Regions from separate parts of the Homo sapiens genome. Here region 2 is linked to region 1. A link is a loop called in an ENCODE intact Hi-C map of the cell type or tissue named here. Cell type or tissue: ascending aorta. All regions are shown on one strand. Each heading gives the region's core, and the rest is flanking DNA. Links, peaks and the distances in the headings are about the cores only.

Region 1 (8,375 bases), core at 340-8,339:
AAAAAAATATCAATGAATTCAGGAGCTGGTTTTTTGAAAAGATCAACAAAATTGATAGACCGCTAGCAAGACTAATAAAGAAGAAAAGAGAAGAATCAAATAGATGCAATAAAAAATGATAAAGGGGATATCACTACCAATCCCACAGAAATCCAAACTACCATCAGAGAATACTATAAACACCTCTACGCAAATAAACTAGAAAATCTAGAAGAAATGGATAAATTCCTGTACACATACACCCTCCCAAGACTAAACCAGGAAGAAGTTGAATCCCTGAATACACCAATAACAGGCTCTGAAATTGAGGCAATAATAGCCTACCAAACAAAAAAAGTCCAGGACCAGACAGATTCACAGCCAAATTGTACCAAAGGTACAAAGAGGAGCTGGTACCATTCTTTCTTAAACTATTCCAATTGATACAAAAAAAGGGAATCCTCCCTAACTCATTTTATAAGGCCAGCATCATCCTGATACCAAAGCCTGGCAGAGACACAACAAAAAAAGAGAATTTTAGACCAATATCCCTGATGAACATCAATGCAAAAACCTCAATAAAATACTGGCAAACCAAATCCAGCAGCATCTCAAAAAGCTTATCCACCATGATCAAGTGGGCTTCATCCCTGGGATGCAAGGCTGTTTCAACATATGCAAATCAATAAACATAATTCATCATATAAACAGAACCAAAGACAAAAACCACATGATTATCTTAATAGATGCAGAAAAGGCCTTTGACAAAATTCAACAGCCCTTCATGCTAAAAACTCTCAAATTAGGTATTGATGGGACATATCTCAAAATAATAAGAGCTATTTATGACAAATCTGCAGCCAATATCATACTGAATGGGCAAAATCTGGAAGCATTCCCTTTGAAAACTGGCACAAGACAAGGATGCCCTCTCTCACCACTCCTATTCAACACAGTGTTGGAAGTTCTGGCCAGGGCAATCAGGCAGGAGAAAGAAATAAAGGGTATTCAATTAGGAAAAGAGGAAGTCAAATTGTCCCTGTTGGCAGATGATATGATTGTATATTTAGAAAACCCCATCATCTCAGCCCAAAATCTCCTTAAGCTGATAAGCAACTTCAGCAAAGTCTCAGGATACAAAATCAATGTACAAAAATCACAAGCATTGCTCTATGCCAATAACAGACAAACAGAGGGCCAAATCATGAGTGAACTCCCATTCACAATTGCTTCAAAGAGAATAAAATACCTAGGAATCCAACTTACAAGGGATGTGAAGGACCTCTTCAAAGAGAACTACAAACCACTGCTCAAAAAAATAAAAGAGGACACAAACAAATGGAAGAATATTCCATGCTCATGGATAGGAAGAATCAGTATCGTGAAAACGGCCATACTGCCCAAGGTAATTTATAGATTCAATGCCATCCCCATCAAGCTACCAATGACTTTCTTCACAAAATTGGAAAAAACTACTTTAAAGTTCATATGGATACAAAAGAGAGCTCGCATTGCCAAGACAATCCTAAGCAAAAAGAACAAAGCTGGAGGCATCACGCTACCTGACTTCAAACTATACTATAAGGCTACAGTAACCAAAACACCATGGTACTGGTGCCAAAATAGAGATATAGACCAATGGAACAGAGCAGAGCCCTCAGAAATAATACCACACATCTACAACCATCTGATCTTTGACAAATCTGACAAAAACAAGAAATGGGGAAAGGATTCCCTATTTAATAAATGGTGCTGGAAAAACTGGCTAGCCATATGTAGAAAGCTGAAACTGGATCCCTTCCTTACACCTTATACAAAAATTAATTCAAGATGGACTAAAGACTTAAATGTTAGATCTAAAACCATAAAAACTCTAGAAGAAAACCTAGGCAATACCATTCAGGACATAGGCATGGGCAAGGACTTCATGTCTAAAACACCAAAAGCAATGGCAACAAAAGCCAAAACTGACAAATGGGATCTAATTAAAGTAAAGAGCATCTGCACAGCAAAAGAAACTACCATCAGAGTGAACAGGCAACCTACAGAATGGGAGAAAATTTTTGCAATCTACCCATCTGACCAAGGGCTAATATCCAGAATCTACAAAGAACTTAAACAAATTTACAAGAAAAAAATTAAACGACCCCATCAAAAAGTGGGTGAAGGATATGAACAGACACTTCTCAAAAGAAGACATTTATGCAACCAACAGACACATGAAAAAATTCTCATCATCACTGGCCATCAGAGAAATGCAAATCAAAACCACAATGAGATACCATCTCACACCAGTTAGAAGGGCGATCATTAAAAAGTCAGGAAACAACAGGTGCTGGAGAGGATGTGGAGAAATAGGGACACTTTTACACTGTTGGTGGGACTGTAAACTAGTTCAACCATTGTGGAAGACATTGTGGCGATTCCTCAAGGATGTAGGACTAGAAATACCATTTGACCCAGCCATCCCATTACTGGGTATATACCCAAAGGATTATAAATCATGCTGCTATAAAGACACATGCACACACATGTTTATTGCGGCACTATTCACAATAGCAAAGACTTGGAACCAACCCAAATGTCCGTCAATGATAGACTGGATTAAGAAAATGTGGCACATATACACCACGGAATACTATGCAGCCATAAAAAAGGATGAGTTCATGTCCTTTGTAGGGACATGCATGCAGCTGGAAACCATCATTCTCAGCAAACTATCACAAGGATAGAAAACCAAACACCTCATGTTCTCACTCATAGGTGGGAACTGAACAATGAGAATACTTGGACACACAATGGGGAACATCACACACCAGGGCCTGTTGTGGGGTTGGGGGAGCGGGGGATAGCATTAGGAGATACACCTAATGTAAATGATGAGTTAATGGGTGCAGCACACCAACATGGCACATGTATATCTATGTACCTGCACGTTGTGCACATGTACCCTAGAACTTAAAGTATAATAATAAAAAAAATAGCTGGGACTTAATTAAACTAAACAGCTTTTGCACGGCAAAAGGAATAGTCAGCAGAGTAAACAGACAACCCACAAAACGGGAGAAAATCTTCACAATCTATACATCTGAAAAAGGATTAATATCCAGAATCTACAAGGAACTCAAATCAGCAGGAAAAAAAAAACAGTCCCATCAAAAAGTGGGCTAAGGACATGAATAGACAATTCTCAAAAGATATATAAATGGCTAACATGAAAAAATGCTCAACATACTAATGATCAGGGAAACACAAATCAAAACCACAATGCGATACCACCTTACTCCTGCAAGAATGGCCATAATAAAAAAATAAAAATAAATAATAGATGTTGGCGTGGATGCAGCGAACAGGGAACACTTCTACACTGCTGGTGGGAATGTAAACTAGTATAACCACTATGGAAAACAGTGTGGGGAGTCCTCAAAGTACTAAGAGTAGATCTACCATTTGATCCAGCAATCCCACTACTAGGTATCTACCCAGAGGAAAAGAAGTCATGAAAAAGATAGTTGCACAAGTATGTTTATAGCAGCACAATTCACAAGTGCAAAAATGTGGAACCAATCCAAATACCCATCAATCAACGAGTGGATAAACTGTGGCATATATATGATGGAACACTACTCAGCCATAAAAAGGAATCAATTAATGGCATTCACAGCAACCTGGATGAGATTAGAGACTATTATTCTAAGTGAAGTAAGTCAGAAATGGAAAACCAAATATAGTATGTTCTCACTGATATGTGGGAACTAAGCTATGAGGATGCAAAGGCATAAGATTGACACAATGGACTTCGGGGACTCGGGGGAAAGGTTGAGAAGGGAGTGAGGGATAAAAGACTACAAATTGGGTGCAGTGTATATACTGATGGGGTGATGGGTGTACCAAAATCTCAGAAATCACCACTAAAGAACTTACTCATGTAACCAAACACCACCTGTTCCCCAATAAACTATAGAAATGAAAAAAAAAAAGAACTTTTAGCATCAAATACATGAACTTATGTGGAGTCATGGAGTCTCTTTTTAGGGACACACACTGTTGCTGTGGTGAACAGCCATTAAGTCATTGGTGTAAAACTTCATTTTTGCTAAGAGAAAGAACTTTCTAATTTTACTCAACTAGAATACTAAAGGGCAAAATGCAATAGCTACAAGTTTTGTTCTGCAGAGTAAATGACAGGTCATGAACTAATTCCGTTGGAAGAGATACAGGAAAAATATTACCTTGCAGGAAGCTGCCCTCCCCATAGTAAGCCTAGGAGCTGATGGTATGATGTCATCATTACGAAACTAGGTACTTTAAGCACTGTCTGAACAGAACTGCCTACCCCAGTAGAAGCTCTTGCGTTAAGTGCCACGCGTAAATGCTAATACATCCCAACGTATTAAAGCAGGGCAGGGAAGCTTTAAAAATCGTAGGTAAAGTAAGACTGAGGGGGAAAGGAACTGCAAGTGAGTGCTGCACGGGAACCGAGAAGCCGCCCCGGGTCGGGAAGGAAGGAGGTGGTGATGCTCAGGGCCAGAGCGGGGGCGTCTGGAGAACCCGGGTGGGAGCCAGACACCCGCTGCGAGCACGAAGAAAGCGCGGCTGAGGGTGGCAGCGCGCCCACACCCGCCCGGACGAGGGCCCGGCCCGCACCCACCTTGCCTCCAGCAGCAGCGGGGTCTCGGGCCACTTCGCGGCCAAGTGGGCAGTCACCGACTTGGACGCGGCGACCGTCCCGGAGCCGAGCTGCGAAAGCCACAGCGCTGTGGAGCCTAGTAGCAGCCGCACCACGTTCGTGGCTTTCGCTGGCGCCATGGCACGGAGAGAAAAGCGCGAGTCCCTCGGACCCGGTACCCACAGTCTGTGGCCGCCACGCTTCGGCCGGCTCTTCCCGCTGCGCGGCTGCCCACTTCCGGTGGGAGGAGCTCGAGTCCGTTACTGGGTGCCGGGTCCAGACCGGCGCATGCGTGTCCCGCTCCGGCGCGGTTTAGTGGGTGCGGCCTGGAGAGCCCACGCCAGCCGGACACTGGGCCACGTCGGAGCCGCCGGGGCGGCGCCGGGTTGCTGAGCGGCGTCACAGATGCTCCCGCGGGTCCGCTCCCGCGGGTCCATTCCCAGGACTTTGGGTTCTCGGACAGAGGCCTTAGGACACGGGGCGGGAAGCTGGCTCTCCAGACCGAACTAGGGCTCTGGAGTTGCCAAAATCTGGAAGCAAAGTCAGGACCACTTGCATATTGTCCACCTTTTACATAGGAGGAAAATAAGTCCAGTTAAAGTTGAAGTCCCCACCTCACGCAGTTCTCAAGTGTTACTACAGGTTGGAATCACCTGGGAGAGCTTTTATAAGGCCGCCGCCAAGGCCACGCCCCGTACCTGAGAATCTCGGGAGGGGGGGTGAGATGCGGCATCAGTAGTATTAGTTAAAATCCGCAGGCCGGGCGCGGTGGCTCACGCCTGTAATCCCAGCACTTTGGGAGGCCGAGGCGGGCGGATCACGAGGTCAGGAGATCGAGACCATCCTGGCTAAAACGGTGAAACCCCGTCTCTACTAAAAATACAAAAAATTAGCCGGGCGTAGTGGCGGGCGCCTGTAGTCCCAGCTACTTGGGAGGCTGAGGCAGGAGAATGGCGTGAACCCAGGAGGCGGAGCTTGCAGTGAGCCGAGATCCCGCCACTGCACTCCAGCCTGGGCAACAGAGCGAGACTCCGTCTCAAAAAAAAAAAAAAAAAAAAAATCCGCAGGTGATTCCAGTGTCCAATCATGTTAGGAAACCCGTGACTTACGGGTGGCTCTCAAACTTTAACCACTTGCTTGTTAAAACACTGCAGAGTGGTGGGCCTCCCCACAGTGTTTCGGATTCAGTAGAGCCCTTGCGGGGGCCGAGAACTTGCATTTTATTTCTCCCAAGTTCGCAGATAATACTAGTGGCTAGAAATCACACTGGAGCCTTTTCCATTGGAAGGTGTGGTCCAGGGTAGGCTTCAGCTGTGAGCTCAATGGAAATGCAGAAGCTCAGGCCCCGCCCCAGACCTAATGAATCAAGATCTCCAATTTAACGGGAACCACAGGTGATTCCTATGCACAGGAAAGGTGGAGAAGAGTGATTTAGAGGATTACATTTAAAAGTGCACAGAAAAGTGCCAATAAGCCTGAGCATGGTGGCTCACGCCTGTAGTCCCAGCACTTTGGAAGGTCGAGGCGGGAAGGTAGCTTAAGCCGAGGAGGTAGAGGCTGCAGAAAACGGTGATTGCGCCACTGCCCTCCAACCTGGGCGAAAGAGGGAGACCGTGTCTCAAAAAAACAAACAAACAAAAGGCCAATACGTGATAGTTGTTTTGTCAGAGTAAAATATATGGTAAAAGAGTTTAGCGGATGCACGGATTCATTGCTTTTTTTCTCTCCTGTTACTCCTTTGCCCTGCAGGGAAGCTGGATCTCTTGAAGTTGCGGAAACATAGTCATTCCCTTTTTTCGTTTCATTTGCTTAGTCAGTACCCTTCCTTAGAAAACCCTATTCCGCTAAGCAGTTCCACGAATTTCCAGAATAATTTCTCACTTCCAAAGTTTAGCCTTCATTTCCTGATTTATCCTACTTGGTATGATCTATCCTTACTTTAAATTTCCTCTTTATTGTAACTGCCATATAGCACTTAAGTTCTCACTTTAATACTTGAGTACGCTACTTACTTATTTCTCCTGTGAGAGATAGTATATTCCCCCAGAACTCATGCCTTGTTCATCTTTGGCATCCCGTGCAGTACCTAGCACAATACTTCACATTCACATGTTATTTGGGGACTCCATGAAGATTGAAGAACCCTTGCTTTATGGAAAGAATGTAGAAAGCTAAGGCAAATGCACTTCATTTCTATCCATAGTGTATACGAGAAAAATACATTACGAATCTTTCACAATTATTTGCTTTAATTAACTCCCCATTTCCACTCATATTTAGACCGAAATTTTTATTGAGATTGTGGGATTAAGGAAATAAAATATTGACAGTGAATGTCTTACATGTCAGCATATCCAATGGACTGCAAATCTTTAAGAAATAATTGGCCATATAAAAGGCACATTAAATAGACTATTAAAGGACACTAATAAAATGTATATTAGTAAAAATTTCACTATATGTGAGTTCAGAATAGTGAGAATGCTCATTTCTCTTTTAAAGAGAATAAAATTAATCTAATCTAGGCCATCTATGAATATATTTGTTATACATTTTATCTTACATGGTGTTCTCCTAGAAATTTTAATTTGAAACATTCCTCAGAATGATGATCCCCAAGCTTGTTTCCCCATCTACAGAGCAAAAGGATAAGACAATGTGATATTTAAGATTCCTTCTATATGTGATTCCTATGTGCAGATAAAAAAATACTAAAATGCAAAAATTGAGTAAATTAGCAAAGTCCACTCCAGTCAGTGGAGTAGCAAAGTATTTTAAAATCCACTATCAATAACCCTTTGGCACAGATTGGCTTTGAACTACGGACCTAACTCTACCTAAGTCTTTTTAGCAAAATACAATACAAAAGTTATTCACTGCAGGATAAAAGGAATAAAATTGATGAAGGTAGCAGTTTCTATCATATGTGGAAGAAGTGATTAATGAGTGCTTTATAATAAGAATCTTGTGTTTAACAGAATAAATCATCTTGAATTTAATGATATGTATTTAATGATAATAATGGCATGACATGAGTACAAAGTTACTGCCAAATTATTGCATTATATAATAAAATTTTAATTTTCTAAGCCTACATAAAATCCAGTGGGTGAACTCACTTTTAAAAGTATTATTCTGTAGGTTTTCCAGATTTCCCTTATAAGAAAGACCCTATTCTCCTATTCTCGTTTTATTATTAAAAGATCTTTTGTCCTGGCGTGGTGGCTCATGCTTGTAATCCCAGCACTTTGGGAGGCCGAGGCAGGTGGATCGCGTGTGGTCAGGAGTTTGAGACCAGCCTGGCCAACATTGTGAAACCTCATCTCTACTAAAAACACGAAAATTAGCGGGGTGTGATGACAGGTGCCTGTAGTCTCAGCTACTCAGGAGGCTGAGGCAGGAGAATCACTTGAGCCCAGGATGCAGAGGTCGCAGTGAGCCGAGATTGCACCACTGCACTCCAGCCTGGGCAACAGATGGGACTCCATCTCAAAAATAAATAAATTAAATTAAAGATCTTTTTCTTTTTCTTTTCCTTTTTTTCTTTTTTGATATAGATTCTCTCTCTGTCACCCAGGGTGGAGTTGTTTTTTTTGTTTTTTTGTTTTTTTGTTTTTTTTTTTTTGATATAGAGTCTCTGTCGCCCAGGTTGGAGTGCAGTGGTTCTCTTGAGTAGCTGGGACCACAGGCACATGCCGCCATGCCTGGCTAATTTTTTGTATTTTCT
Region 2 (8,375 bases), core at 108-8,107, 760 kb after region 1:
AGAGCTCTAAAGTTGACTCTTAAAATAACCTTCCAACACTTTTTTCCTCCTCACTAGCACAAAAAGACAATGATGATCTATCTGCACAGAACGGCAGTTTGCCTAACAATTATTAGCTTGCTAGCAGTTACATTTTCTTCTTCAAGCTTTGAGATCTTTGTTACTCCACCTCCTAAGTGAAACTGTTCCCATTATAAAGTTGTCAACCCATTATGGCATCTTTTCCTGTTTTAGATATGAGGAATTATTTTTGTATTTAAAAATCAACACACACACACACACACACCCCTTAGGCTTTGGTGTTGGGCCTATCTTTGGTAACTGGGAACATATCTTTGATACCCAGCTTAGGATTTGCTGAAAAGCTCCATGTTTTCAGTGACTCTTGGTTATTTGAGCCTGGGGAAGTCTGTTGTAGGATTATCAGCTTCCTATCATGAGAGCGTCTGAGGACAGAGACTTGGGATGGCAGGGCCTGCTTCCTGCTATGCTCTCGTCTGATCACAGTACCTGTGGGATCAGCACTCTCTGCCCTCTAATCCTATCTCTCATCTGGCAGAGGAACTGTATTTAAAGCGCTTGCTTTTGAGACAGTTGGGTATCAAGATCAATTTTGCAATTTACTTTCAGAAGGATAGCAGCCTAAGTAGAGGTTTACAAAGCCCACAGATATCTTAGAATCTGACAAAAAGGAGTAAAAGCAAAAATAGGACAGAAAATGTTAAAAACACAGAAAAATAGTCTGGTATAAACTCTGTATTCAATTTTAGGAGAATCTGCCCCACAAAATGTTACTTGGACTGAATGGAAGGGTATCAAAGGGCCTCAACATGCAGCTCTTCTTCCTGAGAAGGATAAACGCCATCTGCGTACCCCACCACTAACATTGTCACTGAACAAGGAATGAGACCCTGGGGCACAGCCTCCCCACTGGGGTTCCACTCTACTCCTGCCTCTGATATGTAGGAGCCCAACATGTATTTGTTACTCAGTGAATAAAAGCTTTATGTCTTTCTCTATCACGCAGCAATATATTGACTCTCCACTGTGGAAAATGAGGAAATTCTTGCGTCTTTACTTCCCTTGACAACCCCTCAGCTCACTCTATGCCCAGCGTCTACTGGCCTTATCTTCACTCTGTAAGGCTTTTGAACATTCACATCTGGCCTTCAATGTAGCATAGACTTTTGAACTTGTTGTCTAGGATGACTCTAAAAATCAAAAAGCCAATAAACAACATACATAATGTGACCCTGTAAATACTCACAAATGATGTGATTGAACTCACAAACAAAAGAATAGACACAGGTTCCTCTAACCCATGCCAAGGTCAAACGGATTCTACTCTCTTACATTTCTAGTCCTTAAAATAATGCCACATTTTAGTTTGCATCACAGATGGTTGTAACTTTCTCTTTCAGCTTTTTGTTTCTTCTAGGAGTTGCTAATTGTCTTTTATCTTATGGAGAGAATAATTCTATGACTCTTTCATTATTATTATTTAAAATATTCAATCCGTGAATTCTGGTATCTATTGAAAGGTGAAAAATTTGCTCTCCTGTATGTTTCCTTAAAAATATCTGAATTGTCATCCTTGTAAATCTTTTCCTTGCAGACTGTGTTAATTCCAGGGTCTTAGATCCCATCTCTTTTTTATGGATTCCTTCTTATTTATATTAGAATGCTTTTTCAAATACAGTCCTTTTTTCCACAGAGTGCAAAGAAAGCAAATACTCTGATTGTATTACTATTTTTTATTTTACTTATACACTTAATTGATAATTTGGCTAGGTATAAAATTCAATGTTTAAAATAATTTTCCCTCAAAAATTTGAAGCTACTGATTCATTATTTCTAGTCTTCAGAGTTCTGATGAGAAAATCGTGGCGAGTTGATTTTTATTCCATATATCTAATCTCTTTTCAGGTTCTTCCTCTCTGGAAGCATTTGGATCTTGTCTTTATCTTTGGGGTTTTAACATTTCATTCAGACCCCTTAAATTCATTTAGGCCTTTTCAATTTCAATGCACAGTTTTTTAGACTTAGGAAATAGTCTAATTTTACTTTTATTATTTCTTCTCTTTTGGTTTCGTTTCTCTTTGCTCTCTATTGGGGATTTTTTTCAAGATGGATATTGGACATACAGATTCCATCTCCTTGTCTCTTACATTAATTTCTCATATTTTGCATGTCTTTCCCCTTCCCTTTCATATCTGACAAGTTGCCGGGTCCCCACTATTTGTCTTACCTATTGGTTTATTTTCAGGCTTGTCATATATGAGTATAAATTAGTTTCTAAGAACTTCTACTTTTTTTCTCCTGTTCTGTTGTGGTTTAATAGATCACATAATGGATAGTCATCAGGATAATCATAATAATATTTTTAAAGTTGTCTTGTGTTTCTCAAATATTTAGTATTCTTGACAGTCCATTTATATTTATTGAAAAGACTCAGTTTATTAATGTGTGCAGCTAGTGCCGGTCCCTTCTTTCATTACATTCATCTGTCTCTCCAATAAAGATATACCTTGTTTTCATTTCTTATGGCCACAGTGACAAAAGTACCACTAACTGGGTGGCTTCAACAGCAGTTTATTCTCTCATAGTTCTGGAATCTGGAAGTCCAAGATCAAGATGTCAGCAGGGTTGGTTTCCTCTGAGGGTGGGAGACACCGTGCCAGGCCTCTTCTCTTTCGTCTGGAAGTCTCAGCTGTTTTTTGCCTTGTAGATGGGGTTCTCTGTATCTTCACATTGTCTTCACTCCACATATATTTGTCTCTATGTCCACATTTCCCCTCTTTATGAGGACACCAGTCATATTGGATCAGGGCCCACTCTAATGACCTCACCTTAACCTGATTTTCTGCAAAGACCCTATTTCCAAGAAAGGTCATATTCCCAGGTATGGGGCAGTGGGGTGGTGGTTAGAACTTCAACATCTTTTTTTCGGAACGGACACAATTCAACCCGTAACATCTCTCAGTGGGAGAACAATGATGGATTTTGTGTTGATTGGTAAAAATCAGCAGTTGGGCTGGTCAGTACTTCATTGAGAAAGACTAGTCTTCTGAAGCCTCACCCCTAACTAACCCCACCCATCATAGCAGATCATTTAATCACTCAATTTCTTTAGAGAGCAGTTGTCTGATAAAATACTATTGTGACCAGATGCACTACGAAAGGGGAAGGATGGTACAGGAGGGGTCCACTTATTCTCTTTAAAACACCAACCTTTGCCTTCTGCTTAAAGGAGAGGAATTCCTTCTCTTTATAACTTTAAGTTATTTAAGTTTTTTAAGGTCAAAATGTATTTTAAAGAAATGTACTTAAACTTGACTAGATATGCTGTGTTCAAAGCCACAATCCCCCATGAGCCGCTAAGAATCTGGAGGTTTCTACCTGTGGAATGCCTGTCCATCTCCTTCAGGGGTCTGCCTAAGTCCTAGCTGCCCTTAGAAGGGGCAGGGCTCTGAATGGGAATTGAGCAGAAGGTCCTTGTCTGTACATACTAGCCCTAGACTAAATTTAAATCCCCAGATCGTGGCTGCAATGTTCTAACAAGGAAGGCCTCACATATCCTGATGGTGCTTGAATGACAGCAACACTCTAGATAGATGCTGGAAAGCACAAAGGTGACTTGCAATGTGATTAAAAGGAAGGTTTTCAATGGAAGGGTTCAATGGAAGGCCAGACCTGAAAACAACAAAACAGGGCTGTTACTAGAATTCCAGAAGTCACCTTTGGAAATTCTAAAGAGAAATGACTGAGGCAAATTAAGAGGGGCTACTGCTCTGTAAACTGGGAATGAAACTTGAGGGTACCAGTGACTCTAAAAGTCCTAAGCCAAAAGTCTATGCAGTTTACATCAACGTTTGGTTCACGTTGTACTGGGGGGCATTTGCCAAGCAAAGTAGGATTTCACAACAGAAGAATTTGCTGTCCCAGAACATGTCTCTTGGGAGCCTGAGTGAGAACACTGGCCTTCCTGAGCCAGGGATTTGTTTAACAACAGTGATTCATAATTTCAACAACCAAAATGAATGTGGAAGCATGATGCGTGAAGACCCTGATTATGAGGGACAATCGTGCTGCCCTGTTCTCCCTGACCCCTCTTCAGGAGAGCCAGCTGTCCAGGGGAAAGGTATCACATCCCCCACATGCCACAAAAGTGCTCCTGCCCAGTGGCAGACCTATGCTCAACTTTCCTTGGGATGATTTTCTCATTAGATTAGAGAAAAGGCAGTTGTCAAAAAGCCATTTCACATCAGCGCTCCAAGAGGCTTTCTGAGTTTGTGCAAAGATTATTTGGGTATTTGAACTACTCTGATATAATGTTTTTGGGGCATTTCTGTTCCTCCATTTTCCCTTTGATAAGGGTGCTAGGTCGTGTTCTCTCTTCTGCTGGAGATGCGATTCCCGTCTGTCCTTATTCTGCCCAGGTGTGGTACGAGATTCTACCCCTATCTACTGGGTTGAACAGAAAATTAAAACGCCCTCTTGAATTCCAAGTGCCTTTTGTGGTTCAGGCTGTAAACACCATCAGCACCATCAGGCTCTCAGCATGAGTTAAATACCTCCAGAACTAATGGCTGTCGCAACTTCCCGCTGCCCCCAGAAAGGGTCATTGCATTTTAACTGCTGTGTCACCCTCCATGGCTGTTTGGGGGGTGCACGATGTAGGAGAAGGAGGCAGACAGCCTTTAAAATCCATCGGAGGTCAATGTATTCCATTATATACACAGTGCTTCACATTCAGTTTTAACCTTTGGTGAAATTTGCAGTGTTGGGATTTTTTATGCTAGAGTGGACGCAGGAAATCACAGGTGCAACTAATTTCAGCTTTGACTTACAATCACTGTGGGCCCCTTGAATTTTTATATGAAATTCTCTCTTTAGCTTGAATGTAACGTGTCAGAAGTCTGTAGCTTGTCTCTGTAATATACATTAATAGGTAATATTGATTTGTGGAAATTAATTACTAGAAAAATAGTTCTCAGCACTTAACTAGTGTTTGGGAAGATTCGAGAGCCCCCTTGTGGCTATAATCTTCCTTAACTGAAAATCAATGAAAAGCTTTTAGCTGGTTTTTTGTTGGATTTTTGTTGATGGGTCTTCCCCTCCCCACCTTTTTCTTTTGGTTGCAGTTGTTTGCTTGCTTTATGTGTATGCTTTGAATTGTTTTTCATTTAGATTAGCTCCAATATAACACGTCATTTCAAGAAAACACACAGAGATAGCAGCAGATGTCAGCAACAGGTGACCTTTTTTTCTGCTTATCACCAAGAGAAATAATCAACACAAAGGGGCATGTTTAGGGAAGTTCACTAAGAAGGGAAATTACAGTTGTGTTATTCTGTTGCTTAAGGGATGCGCCCCCTCCCAACACACCATTTTAATCATGTATTGATTGCACAAATGAAAAAGCCACCTCTTGTAGCCCTAAGCTACATTTACTTTGAAAGTCTTAAAGATTATTTTATCAGATTTACATATAGCCATGAAAAGTGGGATAGTGTCCCCATTTGAGTGTTTTAAAATCTCTAAGAAATGAATGTTGAAAGCTATTACCTCTGGAAGCTTCAATCATGCCTGAAGAAAAATATTTGCAACTTAAGGTCAGTGCTCCACACTTGAATTGATGAAGAGAACACCCAAGGCAAAGTTTAAACAGAACGAATTGATTTTTTTCTGGGAGACTTAAATTATCATGCATATATTTTTCTAAATGTCTGTCGTTGCTTTATTAATTAGGCAGAATTGCAGCTTCGGAGCCACTGCAGCTGAAAGATCCCATTGAATGTCCATGTGCTAAGCTGGGCTTCTGGAAGAAACTCATGCTAATTATCGTCAATAAGTGGATTTTGAAGAGAACCTGATTAGGGCTCTGCATTATTTCCAGCATAATTTGGTTTTCCCTAGATTAGTTTATGGACTGACACTGGCCTCTAGTCACAAATGAGTTACTAGCCCTGCTTGTTGTTCCTAGCATGGAGAAAAATATCGTGGGTGGGAGCTGAAGAACAAAAAGAGAAGCAAAAATGAAAGACAAAAGCCTTGGTGTTTGGGCCTGGATAAAATACATGAAAGTTAAAGATGGTATCTGTTTCCTATTTTGTCTTCAATGCACAGGCGCAATTAGCAAAAATCTTAGTTACAACACTTGGTTGGGAGTGAGAGAGGAGACTAGTGCACAGGTAATGCTAGCCAAGGTGAAGTGTTGAGCAGCAACCACTTTACTCTTTAGAAGCTGTGGAAAATTCCAAGCTCCCACACTATCCTTCTTGGTCTTTTCTTGATATAGAGCTTTTGCAATGTGCAAGTTCCTTTCAGAATATTCATAAAAGTCTACAAGGGTTGTATCAAAAGAACTCCACATCCATATTGAATAAACTCCCACTAGCCAAAAATTGGATAAATTGAGGATCAATAAGGATCATGACTACAGTGTGTTGAAACTTCTTAAGTATATTTAGATTCATGAGCTTATGGGATACTAAAACAAACAAACAGCAATAAAAATCCCCTTTGGGGGAGACTGTAAGAAAGCAACCCACTATTTTGAAAACTAGTAAGTAAAATGAATCAAACATTCATTTGCCTTTCCTATGTGAACTCTACCTCAGGATGCCAAATAGTTGATAAGGGAAAGTTTCTTTTTATAGAGGCATTCCAGCTAATAAATGAAAAAAGAAATGACAGAATAAGACTTTCACCATTTTGCAACCCCCTTCTGGATGAACATCAGTGGCCACTGCCATCAGAAAAAAAGAGACCCCAGACTTTATTTACCTCCAGACTGAAGTCTGGAACACTACCTACTTAGAAATGAGTGTATTATTTAAGAATGATTCTTCCATAATCAAAAAACATACCAGAAGGCATATCCATATTCTGGCATTTCTGGCTCATTCTCCTGGGTCTCCTTTTTCAGTTGATTTCAAAGAAAAAAATGAGCTAATATCAGTGAAACCTCCCAACTTGTAGAATAAAGCGTTAATTTTGTGTTTTCTTTCTAATTCTTAACTATGAGCAAAATAAGACGGTGTTGGGTAGTCAATTGATGACTCAGCACCTTAAGGTCAGGCCACGCAGTGTACCATTATATCATAAGCACCTCGCATAGTGTTTCTCATGAGACACAGAACCAACACGTGTATTTAAACAAGCAAACTAAATGAGCACAGGAGTTGAAGTAAGAAAAAAAGAAGTCCCAGCTCTACTACTTTTTACTTGTTGACCTTAAGAAAATCCTTGTATATGGCCAGGCACAGTGGTTCACACCTGTAACCCCAGCACTTTGGGAGGCTGAGGTCGGTGGATCACCTGAGGTCAGGAGTTTGAGACCAGTCTGTCACATGGTGACAGACCAGTCAGTCACATGGTGAAACCCCCATCTCTACTAAAAATACAAAAATTAGCCAGGCATGGTGGCAGACGCCTGTAATCCCAGGTACTTGGGAGGCTGAGACAGGTGAATCATTTGAACCTGGGAGGCAGAGTTTGCTGTGAGCCGAGATCGTGCCACTGCACTCCAGCCTGGGCAATAGAGTGAGACTCTGTCTCAAAAAATAAAAAAAAAAAAGAAAAATGCTTGGATATCTCTGAGCATCAGTTTTCTCATCTGTAAAAGTGGACGAAGAATCTTTCCTTTGCTGTCTCTGATATAATCTTGTTATATCAGAGGATCAAGAAGGATCAAATGAAATAATGGATGAAGAAAGTAGTTTGAAAACTTAAAAAAGTTAGACAAATAAAAATTTGCTTTAGGTTGTTTTTTAAATATTCATTAATACATCTTGTTTAATATTTGAAATTTCACTCTATTTGGACAGTTTATGAGGCTCTAATAATCATGGAGAAGGGAGAACGCTGAAGTGCGGAGTGTGTATATAAATGGTGAGGCTCTAATAATCTTGGAGTTTATGAGGCTCTAATAATCATGGAGAAGGGAGAACGTTGAAGTGCGGAGTGTGTATATAAATGGTGAGGATCTGCTAGGTATCAGCTACTGCCGGGCCCTTTATATTCACTTCTTATTCAATAATTCCCACAACCCTATGAAGTAAGTACTGATACTTCAGCTGTTTAGGTGAGGAAACTAAGGCTCCCAGAGGTCAAATAAGCTAACCAAGTCACGCTGAAAGCGAGGTGGGTTTAACGTTGGAACTCGAATCTGTCTGACTTCAAACCTATTTTCTTTTCACTCCATATAAAGTGAAGTTCCCAACATTCTTGAAATTATGCACTCATGCTTTGTCCAAATGAGCACAGTTTGACTTGTACTTTTCTTAAATCTCTTCCTGAATACAGGCTTTGGGACAGCCAACTTCAGGATTCAGCAACCTTCTCTGAACACTTTTCTGAGTCTTCATAGC

Evidence for each region. Hi-C counts contacts between places; a loop is a spot of excess contacts. Peaks named below come from ENCODE experiments on the same cell type or tissue, not always from the same donor. Only the 100,000 strongest peaks of a DNase experiment are listed, where the experiment ranks them.
Region 2: a loop joins it to region 1, with 6 times the contacts of the local background. A loop is called at or near these places in 2 of 110 quality-filtered maps.

Annotation. Positions count from the first base shown.
Region 1 is chr13:96,048,525-96,056,899 of GRCh38, forward strand. UGGT2 (UDP-glucose glycoprotein glucosyltransferase 2) reads right to left here and starts at 4,877. Exons shown (of 39, transcript NM_020121.4): 1 at 4,631-4,877. The coding sequence starts at 4,788. RefSeq lists an enhancer at 4,639-5,138. In ascending aorta, for the core only: no CTCF peak of the experiment used is centred there; DNase peaks (open chromatin) are centred at 4,627, 5,037 and 6,154; H3K4me3 peaks cover 2,511 bases; H3K27ac peaks cover 1,877 bases.
Region 2 is chr13:96,812,513-96,820,887 of GRCh38, forward strand. The region is part of intron 1 of HS6ST3 (heparan sulfate 6-O-sulfotransferase 3); the gene reads left to right. Among named protein-coding and RNA genes, the nearest start is that of LINC00359, 170 kb to the right of the region's middle. RefSeq lists an enhancer at 4,289-5,046. In ascending aorta, for the core only: a CTCF peak has its summit at 5,033 (motif pointing left); a DNase peak (open chromatin) is centred at 3,949; H3K4me3 peaks cover 845 bases; H3K27ac peaks cover 1,721 bases.